2 separate regions of the Mus musculus genome follow, and region 2 is linked to region 1. A link is a loop called in an ENCODE intact Hi-C map of the cell type or tissue named here. Cell type or tissue: heart. All regions are shown on one strand. Links, peaks and the distances in the headings refer to the core of each region. The heading gives the core; the rest is flanking DNA.

The links. Hi-C counts contacts between places; a loop is a spot of excess contacts. Peaks named below come from ENCODE experiments on the same cell type or tissue, not always from the same donor. Only the 100,000 strongest peaks of a DNase experiment are listed, where the experiment ranks them.
Region 2: it touches region 1 in a loop (2.2-fold over the local background); 4 of 42 quality-filtered maps call a loop at or near these places.

What each region holds. Positions count from the first base shown.
Region 1 is chr15:37,131,492-37,138,350 of GRCm38, forward strand. All of the region lies in intron 2 of Gm41302 (a long non-coding RNA gene), which reads right to left. It overlaps Gm41301 (a long non-coding RNA gene), which reads right to left and starts at 4,250. Exons shown (of 3, transcript XR_875169.2): 1 at 3,970-4,250; 2 at 3,486-3,572; 3 at 1,732-2,724. It overlaps Gm34820 (a long non-coding RNA gene), which reads left to right and starts at 4,456. Exons shown (of 3, transcript XR_383949.3): 1 at 4,456-4,536. In heart, for the core only: a CTCF peak has its summit at 2,579; no DNase peak of the experiment used is centred there; H3K4me3 peaks cover 627 bases; H3K27ac peaks cover 632 bases.
Region 2 is chr15:37,231,631-37,238,489 of GRCm38, forward strand. It overlaps Grhl2 (grainyhead like transcription factor 2), which reads left to right and starts at 1,406. Exons shown (of 16, transcript NM_026496.4): 1 at 1,406-1,776. The coding sequence starts at 1,757. It overlaps Gm16136 (predicted gene 16136), which reads right to left and starts at 1,529. Exons shown (of 2, transcript NR_155442.1): 1 at 1,346-1,529; 2 at 291-1,197. In heart, for the core only: a CTCF peak has its summit at 2,916; a DNase peak (open chromatin) is centred at 2,861; H3K4me3 peaks cover 1,527 bases; H3K27ac peaks cover 1,235 bases; H3K27me3 peaks cover 1,458 bases.

The sequences.
Region 1 (6,859 bases), core at 1,626-4,125:
GTAAAAATCCATGGCAGCCACCTCTGCTCATCATGACAAGGGTGTTTGTGGCTTGGATGCAGATTGAATGTGCTCCTCCAAGAGGTGGGACTTGAGTCACTGGAGGTCCATTTCCAGAACAGGTACTGTAGTTTTCAAGAAACCCTAAAGTAAAATGGCTTCCCCCTCAGCCCTTTACTGTCCCCTAATTTACCAGGTAATCTCTCTTTCTTGTTTATTAATGTCATCTATCTTGTAATGTGGCTACAAAACCTTCACTGAAGCTGAACAGATGTAGTGCTAGGCTCTTAGAGCTTAAAACTGAGGTGGGGAAAATCTTTTTTGTTTGTTTGTTTGTTTTGTTTTGTTCTATTTGTTTGTTCTAAGACAGGGTTTCTCTGTGTAGCCCTAGTTGTCCTGAAATGCATTATGTAGACCAGGCTGCCCACAAACTCAGGGAACTCCTGCCTCTGCCTCCTGAGAGTTGGGATTAAAGGCATGAGCCACCAGGCCTGGCTACCTTTTTTATTTTTAAAGTATTCAGCTTCAGGTATTTTGTTATAGCAACAAAAAATCAAAGGTAATGACAACTTAATTATATGCCAGCTACATTCACCGTGATACTGGTGTCTTAGGGACACTGTGAGGCTTGGTATTCTGGAACATCTTTCAAATGTTACATGAGATCCTGTCTCTAACAGACAAAAAATACACAATAAAGCATCTCTAATTCTGTTGGAACTATGAATGATTGTTATATAAAATTGTTATATTGTAGATCAGGTTGAACTTGGACTCAGAGATCTGGCTGCCTCTGCCTCTCAGGTGCTGGGACTAAAGCTGTGCACTGCCAAACCTGGTGAGTCTGTGCCCACCCCCCCTTTTTTTTAGTGATTTATTTATTTTTCTTTATGTGCACTGATGTTTTACCTGCATGCCTGTCTGTGTCAAATCCCTTGGAACTGGAGTTACAGACAGTTGTGAGCTGCCATGTGGGTGCTGGGAACTGAATCCAGGTCCTCTGAAAGAAGAGCCAGTGCTCTTAACTGCGGAGCCATCTGTCCAGCCATGTGTCTGCCTTTTTATTTTTATTTATTTTTATCTTTATATTTTTAACATTTTTATTAGGTATTTTCCTCATTTACATTTCCAATGTTATCCCAAAAGTCCCCCATACCCTCCCCCCCTACCCACCCACTCCTACTTTTTGATCCTGGCGTTCCCCTGTACTGGGGCATATAAAGTTTGCAAGTCCAATGGGCCTCTCTTTCCAGTGATGGCCGACTAGGCCATCTTTTGATAGATATGCAGCTAGAGTCAAGAGCTCCGGGGTACTGGTTAGTTCATAATGTTGTTCCACCTATAGGGTCGCAGATCCCTTTAGCTCCTTGGGTACTTTCTCTAGCTCTTCCATTGGGGGCCCTGTGATCCATCCAATAGCTGACTATGAGCATCTACTTCTTTGTTTGCTAGACCCCATGTCTGCCTTTTTAAAAAGCTTTATTCTTACTTTACATGTATGAGTGGGGGGGGGGGTTATGCTTGTTTGTGTACCATGTGCATGCCTGTTTTCTACAGAGGCCAGAATAGGGCGTCAGATACCTTGAAATTGGAGATCCAGATGGTTCTAAGCTGCCCAGAGGATGCTGGGAAACAAGCCATGTCTTTTGCAAGCACAACTAGAAATCTTAACTGCTGAGCCAGCTCTCCAGCCCCATATATGCTTTTAAATAATGCACCATCCTGAGTGGGTGTGGTGGTGCATGCCTTTAATCCCATCATTTAGGAGTAGAGGCAGGTGGATTTCTGTGATTTTGAAGCCAACCTGGTATACACAGTTGTATCTACTAGGTAGGCCAGTCAGGGCTACATAGTAAGAGTCTGTCTTAAGCAAGCAAGCGACCAAACAAACAAACAAACAAATTAACACACCATTCTAAGTGTTGGGGTTTAGGAATAGAGAATGAGCTTAAGCTATTATGCAAAGCCGACACTTTATGAATTAATCAGCCCCACCTATCCCCAGCTCTTGCTCTTTCCGTCTCTGAATCGGACTAGGTTTCTCTTAGAAATGGAAGCTTGCTCTAACTGTCTCCTTACCACTGCTTACTTTCCTTAACATGATGCTTTGCCTGTTTTAGTACGCATTGCAATTCGCTTTGTGAAGTTGAGTGCTGATCTTTGTGTCTACACCACATTCCGTTCATTTGTATCTACACTGATGGATGCATGGTGTTTTCAGCTACTGTGACTGTTGTGAGCATGGGTGTACAGATATTTTCAAGACTCTGCTTTCAGATCTGTTGAGGCTACACTCAGATGTGGGCTTGTTAGAGACATGTGCACATTGTGTGTGTTTGTCACCCTTCGGGAAAATTAACTTACACACTGATGGGTGGTGTCAGCAGGAAAGGTGCTTCTTACAAGTCTAGGGTCCCAACCTAGGCACTGCAAACTGTTAGGCCTCCTGGGGCGTTGTAATTGCCAGAAGGATTAAGAAACTGTGACCTAACACAGGCACTTGTCCATTCTTAAAGAATTTTTCCCATCGTTTGGTGATGTGGGTTAAAATGGCTCATCCATCAGGATTTGTGCTTCCAGTAACTGCAGATAGGTGGAGACTTCACACCAGGGTCTTCACTTCAGCCTTCGAAAGGAATACTTGGTAGGTCTACCTACATCGATGGAGTAGGTGGGTGTCATAGCAACCGAAGAGGAAAAACTGGGGGGCTCCCCAACACAGCTCTGTGTGTGTGTGTGTGTGTGTGTATGAGAGAGAGAGAGAGAGAGAGAGAGAGAGAGAGAGAGAGAGAGAGAGAGAGAGAGATTTAGAGCTCTCAAACAAATACAAGCCTCTTTCAAATCAACTTGCCCTAGAAGGTTTCTATGCAGACTGTCAGCCATTCAGACCATACTGTGACTTAGTAAATAGATGCTTTTCAATGGTGTTATGACATGAAAGCACAGGTCAGCCTCAGCACTGTTGACATTTGGGGCTGGAGACTTCTTTGATGTGGGGAGCTGTGCACTGTCAGATATTCAGCCGCTACTCTGATCACCTACATTAGCTCTCCAGCCTTGCTTGCAACTGCTAAGCAAGCCTCCAGGGATTGACAAAGGTCACACGAGGACAGCCCCAGCTCGCTGATTAAAATCGCTGCTAAGAAGGAATAGAGTTCTTGAGGAAAGAAGAGGAGATTTTGTTTGTTTACTTGTTTTTCAAGACAGGGTTTCTCTCTGCTGTCCTGAAACTTGCTCTGTAGACCAGATTGGCCTCAAAATCAGTTATCATGAGTGCTGGGATTAAAAGTGTGGGCCATCTCCCCCCAGTTTAAGAGGAGAAATTTTAAAGCAGGCAATGTAGAGGCTCTTAGGCCGGGTTAATACTGACACCACAGTAATTCTGAGTCCATTTGCATCGCTGACCCAGAAGCGCCACTGTCCTTTTAACTTTATTATTTATTTGTTTTGTTTTAAGGTAGTCTCACTTTGTAACCCAGACAGACCTTGAATTCATGGCCATACTCCTGCCTCCGCCTCCCGAGTGCTAGAATTTCAGGCATGAGCCAACATGCTGGACCCAGCAAAACTTCCTGTTGCAGAGATGAGAGACACACGCATGCGCCAGCAGAATAGCTGGTGCGCATGGAACATTGCCTGGCTCTACGTAGCACCTTACTACTGTCTGCTTTCTTCTCAGCTCTCACTACTTCCAAAATATGAAATACAGTGCAGGTTATCCTGAGAGTCACCCTCTCCACCCCTCAGAAATATTTCCACAGTAACCTAGTCATTAGCACAGCTCGTTCATTAACGCATCTTACCACCCACCACACTAAGACAGACATAGACATCCCCAAAGTGCTTTCATTCAAATCTGTCCCGCTTCTCAATAACGATTGCTGCTTGAGCAGCGAGCCCTGCTTGGAAGATGACGGAGATCTCTGGCTAGGACGGCCAGTCCCCTCTTAGTCTGAGGCCAATGCCCACCTTAGAAGCTGCCTTCCCGCACGAAGTGACTGCGGCTAACGAGCCCCACCCCAACGTCCTTATGCTCTCCACGCAGCCCTGTTTCATCAAGATAACAGACCTCCAGTCCCGCTGTGTGAGAGGGGAGCCGCCCCGGGATGCAGCCCCCTGCCCACGGCCCGCTCGCCCGAGGCTGCCCCGCACCCCGCGGGCCGCCATCTTGCCGTGAGACGAGCCGTGTAAACAAAGCTGGGCTCGGATTTAAGGGAGGATGTGTGCCGGCTTCCAGATCCTCGGCCCACAAGCCTCAACCACTGTACAAACTGAGCACGACTGTTTGCTTAGTGGCTTTATTGACTCAGGTCCCGCCTCCCGGGCAGGTGGCCTGGCGGCCACTGCGTCCTTGTTCCGCCTGGCTCTGCCCCAGCGCCACCGCGGCCTCCCTGCTGAGGCGGCCTTTCTTTCTTTCACTTCAGACCCTTGAAGATCAGGCTGGCAGCTGACACAGGTGTACGGTTTCACTTATAAACAGGCATTATTCGCTCTGGTCGGTATTTTCAGCGAGCCGCGGCGTTTGTTGCGTAACAGGTACTTTTTCCTGGTCCCTCTTGAAGAACACTGAACTCTGCTGTGCTGTCCTGGCTCTAGTGCGTTAACTCTTTGTGACCCCAGGGCTTTATTTGTCATCCGCTTCCAAAGAGGCCTAATGGGTCATTAAGATGGCCCACAGACCACCTACAAACCTCCCACGAAGCCTGGCTTCACTGTGGGTTAGGCACAAGCAGCGGCTTTGAAAAGAAAACATTGAAAAGATTTTCCTTGTTCATCAGGACAGAACTGGGGTTGTTTGTTTGTTTTGTTTTCTTGGTTTTGGTTTTTCGAGACAGGGTTTCTCTGTGTAGCCCTGGCTGTCCTGGAACTCACTCTGTAGACCAGGCTGGCCTCGAACTCAAAAATCAGCCTGCCTCTGCCTCCCGAGTGCTGGGATTAAAGGCGTGCGCCACCACTGCCCAGCAGAATTGTTATTTATTATGTCATTTATTATTGATGTAGTTTGCTAGACAGGGGAAGGGAGGGCCAGAGAGGTGATGCGGCTTCTCACAGTCCTGTAGACTGCAGACAGATCATAAGTTACTGCCCTATGGTTCCAAACCCAGTGTTTCTAGCCACACCTCAGCTTTCTGTGTGACAGAACATGTTACTCTTTGCCTCTCATCTGAGAAAAGAGAACCTCACCAGACCCCAGGTCAGGCACTAGCCCATTTAAGGGAAGATGCCCTGAGCGGCTGCCCACAGTCACCTGGCAGCTTCTAAGCAGTGTGGAACGGTGGTCTCTCTTCTCTGCCAGAACTGCCCATGGACAACTCCCTTAAGCTTTCCTGTCAGAGGGTTAATTCATATGTTACACACATAGCAACACTCCCACACATAGTAACTCTCCCACACATAGCAACACTCCCACACATAGTAACTCTCCCACACACTCCCACACATAGTAACACTCACATACCCCCATGTATTCAGTATACAAATAGGTACAAATGTACATGCACAGACCTGTACTTAGACCATATGTATCCATGCCTTTATACATACTCGTGTGTGTGTGTGTGTGTGTGTGTGTGTGCGTGTGTACACACACACACACACACACAATCTTATTCATACTCATGTAGTCACACAATTTTATATCCCTACACTCCACACACTTCCACAGCAAATTCATGCCCACACTCATGCACACATAACATCTCCACACATGTACAGTTGCACTCACATAATTACAAATGTCCCACTCACACAGCCCACTTGTTCACACTTACGCAGTCCTTTACACACTCCTATGCATAGACACAAATACTTATCTTCACGCTTTTTGCACTTTTTTTGAAGCTGAGTACACGCTCTGGTGAAAGGTCAGGAGGTCAACACCCAATATGTTAACGGACAGTAAACTGAGGTATGCTATGACTTTCTGGAGTCACCCAAACTAATCTTGTTCTTTCAGTGAGGACCTTCGACCTATTACAAAGAAACCTGGTCTCTCTTCTGACTTTAATTGCCCTCGACCCCAACCCCTTATTCATGGCAGGCGTTTGGCACCGGGCCCTTCTCTCAGGGGACCCTGTGGCATCTTACACACTAGCTCTTAATAATATAACTGCTGCTCTTTGCTTCCCCTTCTTCATCTATAACATGTGACTAGTGATGGTACCAATATGAGCCTCAGAGAGTTATGGGTACCAAACAGGCTGGTGTATGTGAATCTAATGGACCAGGTAGACCAAATGTACTCAAAACTATGAGCTACCAATGCTTAGTTTGGTCTCTGTTGTTAACCAGGGACAGAGGATGCTCACCGCAGCAACAGGCACTTGCCTGCCTCTGAGAGCTTTCTGTTGAGGTGGCTGAAGTCTGACACTCTGACACTTGAAAGAGTTTGATGTCAGGGAGCCGCTCCTGTATCCTACTTGGTGCCAGAGCATCCGAGACTCCTTGGATGGTCAGTGGTAAAGCCAGTTGCCCTAGTTGGCAGGGCCACAATTCATTAACCTTCCCCATAATTATTATATTGACTTAAGGTTTGGGGAAAACTGTGGGAAACCAATTGGAGAGAGAGCCATGCAACAAACAGAATTTTATGTTTATTTTTAGCTTCTAATGACAGAACCCTGGAATGGACATATAGCCTATGACAAAGGCTTCTCCTTCTTGCAGTTACTGGGGAAACGGAGGCTCTGTTAGACCCAGGCACAGTGCTTCCGTCTGCTTCTCCCTCTGGTGAAGTCAGAGGCCAGGGTCCAAATCATCCAGCCCTCATTGTCCTTTCCTGTTTGTCCATCTGCTCAGCCCACTGGGGGCTTACTGCTTGGCGATGTGATGGCCTCTGTGAACTCCTCTCTCAAAAGCT
Region 2 (6,859 bases), core at 1,857-4,356, 100 kb after region 1:
GCAGCTCATAACGAGTAGCAAGTGTTCAAACCACAACGTTGATGCATCAGGAGATGCGCACAACAGGGGGCAAGCCACAGAGCCACCCGCCCACCCACCCGGCATCGGCGGAATGTGACTGTCTCTAGAGGAGGGAAAAAGAAAGTAAGGTGCACACGGATACCGTGTTCAAACTGTGTTAAAAATATATTGTTTCTAAAAAGTACCTGTATGGGTGCTTATGTTATTATCTAAAATAAAATAGAATCGTTAAAGTCAGTTGCTAAGAGTGGAAATAAAGAACAACCAAACCTAGTGCCGTAATTTAATTCCCCCAAATCATGTGACCTGCAAAGGTTTAATACAGAAGTTGTGTCAAATCTGACAGCTCCAGTGCTCCAGTGTTGACTTGACATAAATGTGGCAAAGCTTTCCATACCCTCCTGTATTTCCACCACGCTCATGTATGGGCTAGATCCCTGTCAGAACTCCCACAAATACTTAATTCTCGTAGCAGCGATTATAAATGACACCTGGCTACTTCGCACTGTTCCGGACCAGAAGAGAACCCACACAAACAAGTCACTTTCATCCTGCGTTGTTCCCCTGGCAACCATATTAAACTGCAAGGATAAAGAGCCTTTGTAGTAGCTGCTTCTATTGAATTACAATGTAAATGTTGATGCTTGCCTAGAAATGTCAACGGGCGACAGGCTTATGGAACAGATGCAGTAGTTGTTCCGCAGCGCAGGAATCCCAGGCTGCGGAGAGATGCAAGAGGTGCGCCCGGGCCACCTTAAGAGTCTATTCAACCGAATCTCCTTTCTCCATTAAAGCCACGCCGCACTTCATAGATCCAGTTCAGGAAAGGTCGCTCGACTAGTTGAAAACTGAAAACGACCTGCTATCTTCTATGCATCAGAGCAGGAGAAGAGTTTGTTGTGGATAAGAATGCTAACAATGCAATTACGCAAGAGACCCGGCAATCCGTTCCTTTCCCACTCAGCATAGCGTAACTCTAGTTCCCTGACTCTTCTGCCCGCCACACAGTTTTCGTCCCGCGAGTGTCAAGTGGCAGGTGGTGAACTGGCCATTTGGTTCCGGGTGGCTTGTTGATTTCTGGGTTCAGCATTCTGTCGTCCTTCGGTTTGACCCACGGTACCTAGTGTCTGTAGTGGCGCTCCCCGCTCCGTCTCTCCCATCACCTCTACCCTGCCCCTAGTCAGGGAAGAAAGCCAAAAGTGGGTAGAAGTCAGCTCGCAGAGTCTCCAGCGTGCCACCGCTCCACTCAGGTAAACTTCGCAGTGAGTGACCTGCACTTGGAGAAGGGCCTTACCTGAGCGCGCCTCTGCCAATGGCAGCTCACCTGAGGGAGCACCGCAGCCAATCACCGCGCAGCTCGGCCCTCGGGCTTGTACCCTTTAGTGAAAGAATTCAGCGCCTTGCGAGAAAGTTACCTGTGGCCGCCCAAGTCCGCCACTTTGCGCTCTGTGTCTGCCCATTGCAGCGATCCGGGAGGACTCCGCGCCGCCGGGCCGCCTCCGAGCGCGGGCCCCATGTGAGGGCTCCCTCCCCCCATCCCACCTTTCCGGCTAGGTGAGGGCGCGAGCGAGCGGGCGAGCGAGAGTGGTGAGGGGGGACGAAAGCAGAATTACCTGTAGCTCTTGTTCTGCCATCTCGGGCGCTCTCACACACCTTCACCTGCACAGACTTGAAAGTCCAGTTTCACCAGAGGCTGAGGCTCCAGGAAAAGGGGAGCGAGTTCATTGGATCAAACATGTCACAAGAGTCGGACAAGTAAGTGGGTCGCACGCGCCGGCGGCGGCTGCCGCTGCCCCTTTGGGCTGATGGCAACTGGTTTGTTGTGTTTTTGTTTTTTTTGTTTTTGTTTTTGTTTTTTAAGTCGCTATTGTTGGATTTTGATTTTGTATTTTTTTCCTCTCTTTTTACTTTTTTCTTTTTGGTGTATCCAGACCCTCTCGGATTATTTCTACCCCGATTCAGGGGAGAGACCCTACTCGAACGTGAATGTTTAAAACCCGTTTTGGGGCCTTGCAAGTAAACGTGGGTTTTCTTTGCTTCCTCCCCGACGAATGAGCTCAGCTCCCACTGCCCCGACCAACGGACCCTTGGGCACTGATTGAGGTTTTGGCAGATGGTGGCGGGAGGCCTGTAGTTAACCCCCTTGCCTGGAGGTGCTCCCCAGCCTCAGACTTCCTGGGCCGGTTGGAAGTTCAGTCGACTTCCTTCGATTAGGCCAAAGGGCCTGCTGGAAAAGCGGTCTGGGCCTCTTTTGTGTGCGCTCAACAAAGGCCTTTTATGCGATTGCAGACACGGCCATCTTCCCCACTGCGGCGACCCGGGGTGCATGTGCGCCCCAGCGCGGGTCTCCGACGGGACGGAGGAGCGGGCAGGCCGCGATGGCGGGTCCGTGGGTGTGCCCGCGCCTCGCTCCTTCCCGCAGCCCACGCAGTGGCCAGTCACCTCGCGCAGGTGCGGGACAGGACCTCTCGGGAATGGGGGACTGATTTTGAGGCCGAGTACGAAGGGGTGCCCACACTTGGGCCGGTCTCCCTGCGCCCCGACGTCTCTGGCTCATACGCGTCCGGTGACCGCGCGGCCCACTGTTCGGAGGCCGCCACCTCGGGCGTGGGGCTCGATCGGCCTTCGCCGAGGCTGTCGAGGGCAAGGGGGTGGGGGAGCATGGTGGAGCACCGGGACTCCGGGCTCTCTGCGTCCTCGACCGGAGCTCAGGCCTGCCGGGAGCCGCGTGAGCCGCGGGGCGCGGGGCCTGGTCCGTCGCGGTCCCCGCCTTGGGGACGGCTTTGTGCGAGCCGGGGGAGGTGGGGCCGAGGGCGGGAGCGGGCGGGAGCGGGAGGGAGCGGGAGGTGGGTCCCGCTGCCCTCCTTCCATTCGGTGGCGACACTTCCTTCCCCCTCCTCCCGGGGCGTCCTAGGCCGGGAACTGGCTGCGTCCTATTGGAAAGGCTCAGAGGCCGCACTTTTGCTGCCCCTAGTAACTTAACCCGGCTGGTGTGGCCATTCCAAGGAGACCTTCCTGAGAGTCTTGACCGAGAAAAGCACAGGACCAGTCCCCAGGTTGAGGACCTGGAAGGGAGGAGGGCGGAGAAGGAAAGCCTGCCTAACCCGATTTTGGATGGGCACTGTCACGATGCGGCCGATGTCCAGGACGCTTGTTTTCATACTTTAAAACTTACTACTCTGTCGCCCTTTAAGATTTATCTGCGCAAGTAGATACCGGAATCGAAGAACTAGTATTAGGAACTGGGCCAGGAGCTAGAAAGTTTAGGGTTGGGAAAGCGTAGGAGATACTCCCACGCACATCTTGACCTCCACTTCAGCTCTCTTGGTAGTGGAGTTATCACCTGAGGTTGAAAACTCATATAACCCAAATCCAAGACAACAACAACGTTTGTTTTTTCGTTTTTATTTTGGTTTGTTTTGAGTTTGATGTGTAAAAGGGTGCACAGTTACTTTAATTGCACAATTAACACTCAGTTTGCTTGCTTAGTTCTGTGGCACTGCATGAGTCAAAGGAACGAAGAACGAAAGTGGATGGGTATTTATTTTCTCCAAGTTATACTTAGCACCAATAGGGATAATTTATTCACTATTGAGTCTAAGTACTGAGTACTAACAATCTGGCTTAACGAGTATGTATTACCTAGTTTTTATGGTAATGTCTATCTAGAATTACATGAGCATTTAATGAAAGTAGCTTTTATCTAGTGGTTTTCAGGATTTCATTTTGCATCCTGAGAAAACCAACTAAGGAGTTTTCTCCTTAAAACTGTAAGGAAACCAGGATCAAATGTCCCCTGCTTTCTCTGCTCAATCAGTGGGTAAGAGCACTGACTGCTCTACCAAAGGTCCTGAGTTCAAATCCCAGCAACCACATGGTGGCTCACAACCACCGGTAATAAGATCTGACCACCTCTTCTGGTGTGTCTGAAGTAAGCTACAGTCTACTTATTGTATAATAATAAATAAATCTTTGGGCTGGAGCAAGCAGGGACTGAGTGAGCAGAGGTCCTAAAAATTCAATTCCCAACAACCCCATGAAGGCTCACAACCATCTGTACAGCTACAGTGTACACACATACATAAAAATAAATAAAATTTTAAAAGAAATTAGAATCTGAGATCCTTCCCCCCCCCCCTTTATTTTTCTCTCCCCCCCCCCCCCCCCCCCCGTCAGTCTTTCTGGCTTTCCTGGCTGTGCACTCTGTAGAAGAGCTGGTTTCAAAGTCAGAAATTTGCCTGCCTCTGCAGCTGGAGTGTTAGGATTAAGATAAACTCTATTATGACCGCCCAAGATTCCATTTCTTAATGTTAATTGTCTACTATGGCCCCTGAAGGGATGGGCCGGGGTTGATGAGGCATTTGATGGTTGGGACTCATAAGAAAGTGCTTGAATACCTAGCTGAAGCTCAGGCACCTGAGCATGGGAGAGTCCAGGAGCTGGGCTTACAGTGTTTCCCGGTAAATCAATCCTGGGAGGCCTGCCTGTGTTTTCTGGAAACACTCCCCCAGAGCAAACTTTTAGAGATTAAATTCCAAATCCCAGTGAGATATAGGTAATCGTTTTAGATTGCATAGGAAGGTTTTCTGGTTAGAAAGTTTGCCTTGAAGATGGATCTTTTTAGTATTTATATCACTGTGTATATATATATATATATGTATATATATATAGTGTGTGTGTGTGTGTGTGTGTTATTAAAGCTTGTACACAGAGGTCAAGCTGTACACAACTTGTAATCGTTAGTTCTTTTCTTCTACCCGTGATTGCTGTTGGTCATGGCAGGAGCACTTTTACCCCTGAGCCATCTTACAGCCCAGAGTCAGCCTTTTGATGGTGAACTTTTCAGATTGACATGATCTGCTTTGTATGTTCTACAGTGCTGATGTTATCATTCATTAAAGCAAAGAAGAAAAAAAAAAAGGACATTTTGTCTCTGTATGCGTTTTAAAAGGCTCTGATCTCCTACCTTAACCTTTTATGACAGTTGATGATCTTTGTCAACAAGTATATTTGTAAGCAAGACTCTGTTTGATTAAGAGACTCTTCTGGGAGGTCTGGGAGATGGTGGCACACAGTTTTAATCCCAGCACTGGGGAGGTCAAGACAGGTGGATCTTCAAGTTTGAGGCCAGCCTGATTTACAGAAAGAGTTCCAGGACCGCCAGGGCTACCCAGAGAAACCCTGTGTGGAAAACCAAAACAAAACAAAAACCAAAACTGTATAAATAATCGAGAGGACACACATACGTGTGCGTATGTAATGACTGAGTCCGCATAGAGACTTCATAAGCATAACACACGGCTTCTAGTTATGCACTGCTTGCCGTGTAGTGCGCAAGCGTTACAGGAGAAGATGAAGGTGAAGGAAACATGCCGTACTCATAAGGGGCTTACACTACACTGAAGGGGCAATCCAAAAATAGACATTAATTTAAGACAGCCCTGACAAATGCCTACAAGTTACAGTAATGTTTAAAGCAGTTTTAAAAACACAGTGCAATTCATTATTGTTGTTTTAGAATTTCAAGACTGGGCATGAGAAGTGCCACAGCTCAACTCACAGCATTAATGCATTTCCCCCGTCTGCTTACTGCCATGGTCACGCTGTGTGTTTTAGCTTAAGGAGTTGGCTAGATAGATTTAGTTTAAAAATTTCCTTACTTTTAAAGCATTCATTTCCATTAAGCTATATTAAATACCCCTTAAGGTAAAAAAAAGTGCAAATACCTCATATCTCCTCTACCAGTACAAATACCTACTTTTTTTTTTAACCTCAAGTATGTTTGGATATTGGACGTTTTGATTGAGATATTGAGATTCACAAGTGAACCTCAGGGTGCTTACAAGTTAAGCATATGTTAGGAGAACAAGGCCAACCAATTGTGAAACAATCAGTTGGGCAAGGACAGATACTGTGCTGAAAGCCATATGCGAAGAGGGGTGAGGATTGAGCAGGATGCATTTCCATAGAGCAGTCAACCTCCCTGAGGCGGCCTGTGAAGGAAGAACTGAAGGAAATGAGGGGCCAAGCCTGCAAGATAGAGGTTTCACAGGGAAAGTCTGGAGGTGCGCATTCAGAGGAAATGAATGGAACCAGTTCTCTGCTAATTCAGGCACCTGCTCAATAACAAAATTATGCTTGAATAGGGTGGTCAAGAAGTAACCAGTGTGCCGGGCAGTGGTATCGCAAGCCTTTAATACCAGCACTTGAGAGGCAGAGGCAGGTGGATTTGTGAGTTCGAGGCCAGCCTGGTCTACAAAGTGAGTTCCAGGACAGCAAGGACTATACAGAGAAACAAAACAAAAAAAGTAACCAGTGAGTACCCAGGGGGTAAAAGAAACCATCAGTTTGCCTCCTTTCCTAACATGAACAGGGTTAATGCCGAGAGGTCCAATGCTCTGTTCCTTTACAGGGGCTAAATTGTGCATTCTTGTTATAGCAGAGTGGATAAATGTATACACAGTAGAGAAGCCCTGGGTTAGAGCTGACTGGAAAGGACAGTCAGTGTACAGGGGGTATGTGTTAGACACCCCCTTATCTCCCGACTTGGAATTTAGCCTACCACAGTCTTGTACACCTCTGACCTGTCACATCAGCCTGTGCAAACAAGACTGCCTTCTCCTCTCCCCCTTGCTCTCATTCAGCTTCTGCAAGCTGCATCCATCAGAGGAGTTGGACTTGTCACACGCACCTGGAGGAAAACAATGCAGACTGCTTTAATTGGCATCCCGTCACCCACCAAGTGAACTGACACTCAGGCAAGACTGGTTTACCGAAATCAATCATAAAACATTGGACAACACTACCAAAGTAGAGCAAAAAAAAAAAAAAAAAAATC